Regions from separate parts of the Homo sapiens genome. Here region 2 is linked to region 1. A link is a contact called in ENCODE Hi-C or POLR2A ChIA-PET data. All regions are on one chromosome and are shown on one strand. Each heading gives the region's core, a stretch centred on a gene start or an enhancer-like site at or near the end of the contact. The rest is flanking DNA. Distances are from core to core; before and after follow the strand shown.

Region 1 (3,769 bases), core at 376-2,875:
GCCCAGGGTCTTTCCACCAGAAGGCTGTGCTCAGCTGTGTAAGAACATACAATTGGGAAGATCATGACTGAAAAACTTTAGACTTGATGAGTTATTGCAGTTCAATATTATCCTTCCCATTTTTACAAATAACTTTGAGAAAAGAGGTCAGATTTTAAACTGAAGAAGAGCTGGTTGTGAGAAATTAGAGATAATACGGAATCTTATTAATTTGGTGTCACGATATATAGTAATTTTTCACTAATTTCTGACCCAAGAAAATAAGCAATTAGTAGTAACTACCATGCTGTGTTTGGCTCTAGAGGGCATTTAAATATAAAAATTGGGTAATTTTATGTATGTTGTACAAATAAGTTTCATTTTACAAATGAGTTTTGCCAAATATTTTACACACTTCTAGTATCCATACCAAATCTTTTTAATGAGCTCTAAATTATAAAAGTACAAAAAGCCACTGGAATTGAGAGGATGTTTGCAAAGAAGGAAATCCTGTGGTATAAATGACCCAAATTTATAGTATTTTCACCATACTGTAACTAGATTGAAGGATTTTTCTATTGCATTTTGTAATTTGGGGAAAACCTGTTTATTTCTTCTGTCAGACTTCTCTTAATCGGAAATATTTATAGTAAAATGTACACAAAAAGTACTTTTTACATTATAGGTCATTTTAAAGTTAACAGTATTGAAATATTTAAAATATAGGCGAGGCATTTCACTGAAGTTTTTACTTCTATATTATTGTAACCTGACTTAGCATCTCATATAAGAAAAAGCAAGTCTCCAAGTATGTAAATAAATTTCAAACATGCTTCTACTTTTGGTTTATTTGTATATTCATCACAAAGCCTTAAACATTAACAGATAATTCTATTTCTCCTTTTTTCATCTTTGTCATCTATTGGAATATTAACTGTTAAGTAATTTTCTAATTTTGCTAATCTAGAAAAATATCAATATTTTTCTTGAACTATCTCATGACTATGTATTGTTTCCACGATTCCTTTCTACTCTTGGAATTCGTCAGATTATTACCGGAGTTTGTATATGTATTTTTTTCCCTCTTTTTCATCCTAACAAACTCACTTCCTGTGAAAATAATCAGAGCACTGTCAATACTACCAGGGATATGTGACCTAAATCTTACCCCAATACTTCTCAGAATGATGAGTTTCTAAATGTGTTTGGGCTTTGCCAAGCCATCACACACTTTAAAATATAGCTATGGTTTTGAATTTCCAAATGCATTCACATTAAGTAATTTTATAATGTTGATATTTTTTAAATGGGAAAATGTGAGTTGGGTCAGAAAGCTACCTTTCACCCTGAGTTCTCCAGCTTGGTGACGTGTGGTACCATTTCATTATGCAGGACTCAGTGAACAAGAAGTCAGTTGTCATAGCCGTCTGTTTCCTGGTAGTTTACACACCAGAAACTGAAATCTGAGAATGGTACTTGAAGGAAAACAAAGAGCTTTACAGTATTTTTTTTTCTTTTCAGGAAAACACACAGAAGCTAATTTTAGCGTCTTGATCAAATTGACCCAGCCTTTAACCCTGGCAAACGTTACCACGACACACTTCCAATAGACAATAGTTTGCATACCAGCATTGCACTGGAAACAGATGTGCATGCAGAATTGGCGTCCCCTCCCCCGCCGCAAGACTGAGCCCGCCACTGTCATGAAAGTTGAAATGTGGTCCTTCCTAATTGGGGAAAAAACTAGGTCTTCTTTCAAATTTCAAACTACAAGCTTTCATGACTTCTTTAAAAATTTATTATGTCACAGTTATGTTTTGACCAGAGTTTCAAAATATCATTCACTAGAGAAACATCTCTTGGCTTTAGCATGATTTTTATCTTGGTAAAAAAAAAAAAAAAAAAAAAAAAAAACAAATAAATTGTTAGCAGCTGCGCTATTCATGAGTGATGGTTACACAGTTTATATATTAAAACGTTTGGAATGTGCACAATTACCTCTTTTACTTTCTCACCAGGTCTCCTACAGTTTATATAAACTGCATTTTTATTACCAAAGAACTGTCCGTCTTTCCCTCCTTATCCTCGCCCATCCCAGCTTGGCAGAGTTTGCTCCCTAAAGCCCACGACAGCGAGCTGCCCCCCGTCCCCACCCACCAGCCGCGGCTCCCCTGGCAGTGTTGAATTCAGCCTCTCCGCTCAAAAGGAGCTGGGAGGGTTTGCTCAGTTTAGGATTACTTAGCATAGACCCTTCTCAGAACCTCCGGGAGACCCACTCACTTCCGAAATGCAAGAGAGTTTTTCCATTTTTGCCGAGAGACAAGAAACAAATATCTGTGTTTCTTGAGCAATGGAAAAGGATGTTTCCTGTCTCATTTGCTGTAATAATTGCTTCTCTCAAAATATCCTTTCACTCTGGGATAGCTATAATTGGTTGCAGTATATGCATCCATATATAGAGTCCATGTATACAAGACACAATGAGGTGGCATTTTGTAAGCATGTTCCATAACTTAAAAATATACATGTGTTTAGAAAACATTGGCCCTGTGACTTCTCTGAGGCCATAGAGAAGTTAGTGACAGGCAGGCCTGGGCTAGAGCCCCATGCCCATGCGTGCAGGACCACCCAGTGGCCAGGAGCAGAGATTTCTATGTTGTAGGCAGAGAAATCTCAACTGATAATTCATATTTTTAAAATATGAATTTAGGGGAATGCATCATTGTTTAAAAAGCAGCAGGCTTGCAGTTATAAAGCACTATGTAAACTATAGTGCTTATTAGAATTTTGGAAATTCAGTGAACTTACTCAGTTCAAAAGTGAGTTGTTAGCTCTCTACAATATTCTTGTCTCTAAAGAAATAATGAGTGCTGCTTATTCCTGTAGGTGAAGTGTTTACATTAAAACGTAAACAGAATTTGAGGATTCTATTTAGAATTATAATTCATCTGTATGGAATTGCAGTAAACAGATTTTGGACTACTGAAACAGTAATTTCATGTGAGATATATTAAATGCAAAAGTTATTCTAAATTTTATAGGGTCCATAAATAACCATTAGTCAGATACCCAGACCGAAATGTTATTTCTTATATTTGCAAGTTAATAACCAATAGCTACATTTGAACTTTGTGAAGGGAATTTAAACTATTTTCCTGGAATTTTTGTTTGACTGCCAAAGGGGGAAAATTCTCATTGGACTTTGATTGTGAAATCCAGTGCTTTTTGTGTGTATGTTTTTACTACCAAAGCATTCTTTATCCACATTTTATTTTTTCATAATAAAATTCATGCCTCTTCTTTCAGTAACACATGAGTAGCAGCTAACTACCCTAAGTACTTTTCCCCTATTTATAATTTATATTAAATGTTTTCAAGATTTTAGGTTTCATTTCATTAATGCTAAGTCAGAAATATGTATTTATAAACTATAAGAAAAACTAGAAAATGTACAATATCATAAAATAATTGTTTTCAGAGAGCTTTTTATATTAGTACCAGACAGAAATGTTTGTGTGATATATGTAGTTATTGTGTAGAGTGTACCAAGATAAACACTCAAAATTAATGTAATACTTTCTGCTTAGCATGAGGATTCCTAATCTGTATCATACTATTTTATTTTCTTTAATGATTTTATCATTACAGTGAAGCAAGGAGACAAACATTACTCCTAAAATGTCTACTTGTCATATTCTATCTCTATGAGAAACATAACCCAAGGTAGATATATATATATATATATATATTTTTTTTTTTTTTTTTGAGGCAGAGTCTCACTTTATTGCCT
Region 2 (3,651 bases), core at 714-3,213, 96 kb before region 1:
AATAAGTTTAATATAGGCTGGGGACTTGGTTCCATGTGCTTCTACTCTATGCCTTATTGAAGGTGAAGAATATTCAAAAGCCATTGTACTCTTGGGATCAAATTTCCAGAGGATTTTTGACTTGTTAGAGTTGCTTCAGAAACTATGCTGCATATGCCCCAAACAGATAAATTTGAGGTATAGTTAAGTGAAAGTCTCCTTTTCCTTTTAGAAGAGAAAAACAATTGGACTTCTACTAGGGCCAGTTAGTTACAGGTACAGTTTACAGAAGCCGAATTATGTAAAGGCAAAATTGAGAAATCCTTTGAGAAATTGTCTTTACATTGTTGGCCTAAGCCTCATATGGAAATTATTAGTAGAGTTCTCAAAGAAAGGGATGAAATTACTCCATAGGATAGCTTCCCTAAGTACCTCTCAGAGTTATGTAAAATATTTGAGATCACTTTTACCATTTTTTCTCATAGAGAGAATGGTTGGGCTCTCACTATAGAGAGAAAAGTGAGGGAGACCTCTGAGGAGCAGTCAGGACTTTGTTAGCTATCTCATGTCGGTCTCTCTTGGGGAAGCTCCTTGAAGGCAGGACCTGGATCCTATCCCTCTTTATCTTTAATCATCCCTCCCAACATGCCTGGCACATAACAGATGCCCAGTAAATACCTGAATTGGATCTCCCTGCCCATCATTTCTTTATAAAATTATAAAAATGAAATCTGTATATATGAAATGTGTTCCATTTCTCTTACTATTAAAAGATGCTTTCTTTAGCTAGCACAAGACATTGCCCCCAGAATATGATCTTACCACACTTAGGTTGAGTTGTGCTAGATTTACTTGATATCAGCAAAATGTTTGCAAGCACCTTTCTTTCTGGTTGAGTGCAGATCATAAATGAAAGGAAGTAACGTCTATATGTTCTCACACAGTGGCCAGTTTCCTGATTATCTCTAGATTCTACTATTATTAGACTTTATTCCTAGCTTTATTTTTACTTTTGATTTACTTATTTATTTTGAGGTAGGTCTCACTCTGTCACCCATACTGGAGTGCAGTGGCATGATTTTGGCTCACTGCAGCCTTGATCTCCCAGGCTCAAGTGATCCTCCCACCTCAGCCTCCTGAGTAGCTGGGACTACAGGCATGTACCACCATGCCCGGCTGAATTTTTTTTTCTTTTTAGTAGAGATGAGGCCTCCCTATGTTGCCCAGGCTGGTCTTGAACTCCAGAGCTCAAATGATCTGTCCACCTCGGCCCCCCAAAGGACTGGATTATAGGTATGAGCCACCATGCCCGGCCTTATTCTTATTTTTAAAGGAAGAATATCTGAGCAGATAGAAAAATGGAAAGGCAGAAGGATAAACTGGCCCTGTTTTACAAAATAATATTTAAAAATCACTAATATACCATTAGCTTATAAGACCAAGTACCCATGGGAGTACTTGATGATATTGACATCAGCTCATTCAGAAACCTTTTTGTGTGATCATCACTCTATTTCCTCTCAGTTTTCAAGGATCTCATTTGTTAGAGGATTCTTCTAGAGAGCCAGAGTTCCAAGGAGGGCTCTATTATTATGGAAAACCGTCACACTCTCCCATCCCTTCTCTTCTCCCCTCTCTATCCTCTCTCTCAGTCTGTACCCATCACCAACACATGCAAATTAGAAGCAGGTCATGTTGTAATAATAGGACTTTATTTTTAAATACATATAGAATTTAAAGATTCTTATGTATTTATTTGACAGTGGCTCTGGGAATATCTGTGGAAACAGTGCAGTAAGAAGAAAAGAAAAGCCTTCTGCAGTACCATTTTCTGTCCCTCGTGAGTGTGATTTCATTTCCTCCCTGGTCGCACATCACCCACATGCTCAGACGACATATCCCTGTTCTTGGGTCCGTCCTCCAGCTTCTGACTCACAGAGCAGAGCGATAGTCTGTGGGTGCCTGTGTTGGAGGGTACAGGTTGCATTCCAGGAAGGTGACTCGGCTGGCATCCTGCCTCTCGGGGCATTCTGTCACCAAGTCCACAGGATACAGATACCCCATTCAAGGTAGCAGAGCTGCGCCTACTTTGTCTCAACAGAAAAAGGCAGAGATGAGGATTTCAAGGGCTGCATAGTTTCATGTGCTTTTTCTTACAGTGTGTCCTTTAGTCAAGAATTACTTGCTGGTTTTGCCTGGGTCTCAAATTTCAAGTTTGAAAATAAAATATAAAGATCTATCACTAGAACTTATTTTAAACCCTGGAAGATTGTCCTATTCTATTCCTGTAGTGCTTTGTCATTTACATCTTTGTATTTGATTCTCCCAACACATATTTGACCATGGTTAGGAGAGCACGGATTGTTTTTTGTCATTTTCATAGGAAAAGGCTGACATTGAAAGGAGAAACCCTTGTTTGATGTCTTCTCTTGGTATCAGGCAGTGGGTTCCAGCCCTGCTCTGCCAACTCCTCAGTGCAGTGACTTACCATGATACTGTGCCATGTTTCTGGGCTGATTTTTGGTATATTTAGTCATTCTTGTGAGATTTTTAAAGTCATTTTTTTTTAGTGACTTCAAGTGTTGATTGTGTAGCAAACGTATTCCTCTCGCTAGGTATTACATATAAACTAGCATCTCTACTGCTGGCCTAATACCTCTAATCATCCTGTGAAACCACTCCAGTGTGAGGAACTGAGTGTGAAGGAAACTGTAGAACATCTGAGGAGCCACATGTGAAAAGGCCAGTCCCTGTGTCCTAAACAGACTTCCTCTACATTAAGCAGTCCTTTAATAGTTGTACAATCATATAATTTGAAGAAGATATCCATTCTGTACAGGAAATACAAGTTTAACAGAAGTCGTTTCATTTGATCCTTATCTTCAAAAAAAAAAAAACCTGAAGAAGCTTGAAGACGTGGCATGGGTGGTTTAGATTCCATTGCCTTTTGTCAGTGGCAGTAGAAGCCTCATTGTAGTTAAGCATCTGCCTGGGCCTCTGGGAAAACAAAGCATCATTAACTGGCTGGCTAATGAGTCATCTATTAAAATTATCCCTAATGAATTGTGGGTTTGCTTGTTTAATTGCGCGTGGTATTGTGCTCTCAAATGTTAGCAGTCCAGTGGGGCTCAAAGAAATTACACTGGCTTTATTGAGCATTTCAGTAGGATTCTTCCTAAGTCACTGTGCCACGATTGGCTCTCTCTCTTTCTCTCCCTCCCTTTTTCGTCTCTCTCTCTTTCTTTCACTCTCCTTTCCCTCTGTTCATCCCTACCTCTCTTTTTCCCTCTTCCCTTTCCCTCCTTTCCCTTCCCCTCCCTTCAGCTCATCTCCTCTCTCTCTCCCTTTCTTTCACAGATTGTGGGGTAGGAATACAATATGAAAACTCTTACTTTGGAGAATCTGCGCTAATGGCATCTTGAGTATGAACAGCCCCCCACCCCCGCACGTGAAGGGTTGATAGAGCCTGGTGAGCAGCTGGCAGACGCCCCATTTTCCTTCAGCTGCACCCTCACGTTTCATCAGCGCTGGTCACTGTGGGCGTGCTACCTTGTAACTAGGTGGCTGCTGGTCTTCCTTTCCCTACAGCCATGTTGTCAGTCTAGAATGGGGTAGCAAAAACATCATAGGAATAAAGGGCTAAACTACGTAAAAACCATGATTGTATATTGA

Evidence for each region. Hi-C counts contacts between places; a loop is a spot of excess contacts on that map. ChIA-PET counts read pairs that join two places held with the same protein, here RNA polymerase II (POLR2A). Pooled maps may share reads with other maps.
Region 2: a map of endothelial cell of umbilical vein shows a loop between it and region 1 (5-fold over the local background). The contact joins two enhancer-like sites. A Hi-C loop is called at or near these places in 2 of 168 maps with a recorded cell type or tissue (PC-3 and endothelial cell of umbilical vein) and 2 of 50 pooled maps. POLR2A ChIA-PET finds 5 or more read pairs at or near these places in 4 of 52 experiments (Panc1, WTC11, activated CD4-positive, alpha-beta T cell and 1 more).

Annotation. Positions count from the first base shown.
Region 1 is chr6:1,819,736-1,823,504 of GRCh38, reverse strand. The region is part of intron 7 of GMDS (GDP-mannose 4,6-dehydratase); the gene reads left to right. Among named protein-coding and RNA genes, the nearest start is that of FOXC1, 210 kb to the right of the region's middle. Within about 2 kb of position 1,625, at least 2 of the 41 ENCODE cell types and tissues checked have a DNase peak (open chromatin) inside an H3K27ac peak, as active enhancers do; they include endothelial cell of umbilical vein, where a contact is called at or near this core.
Region 2 is chr6:1,916,108-1,919,758 of GRCh38, reverse strand. The region is part of intron 7 of GMDS (GDP-mannose 4,6-dehydratase); the gene reads left to right. Among named protein-coding and RNA genes, the nearest start is that of FOXC1, 310 kb to the right of the region's middle. RefSeq lists an enhancer at 1-134. Within about 2 kb of position 1,963, at least 8 of the 41 ENCODE cell types and tissues checked have a DNase peak (open chromatin) inside an H3K27ac peak, as active enhancers do; they include endothelial cell of umbilical vein, where a contact is called at or near this core.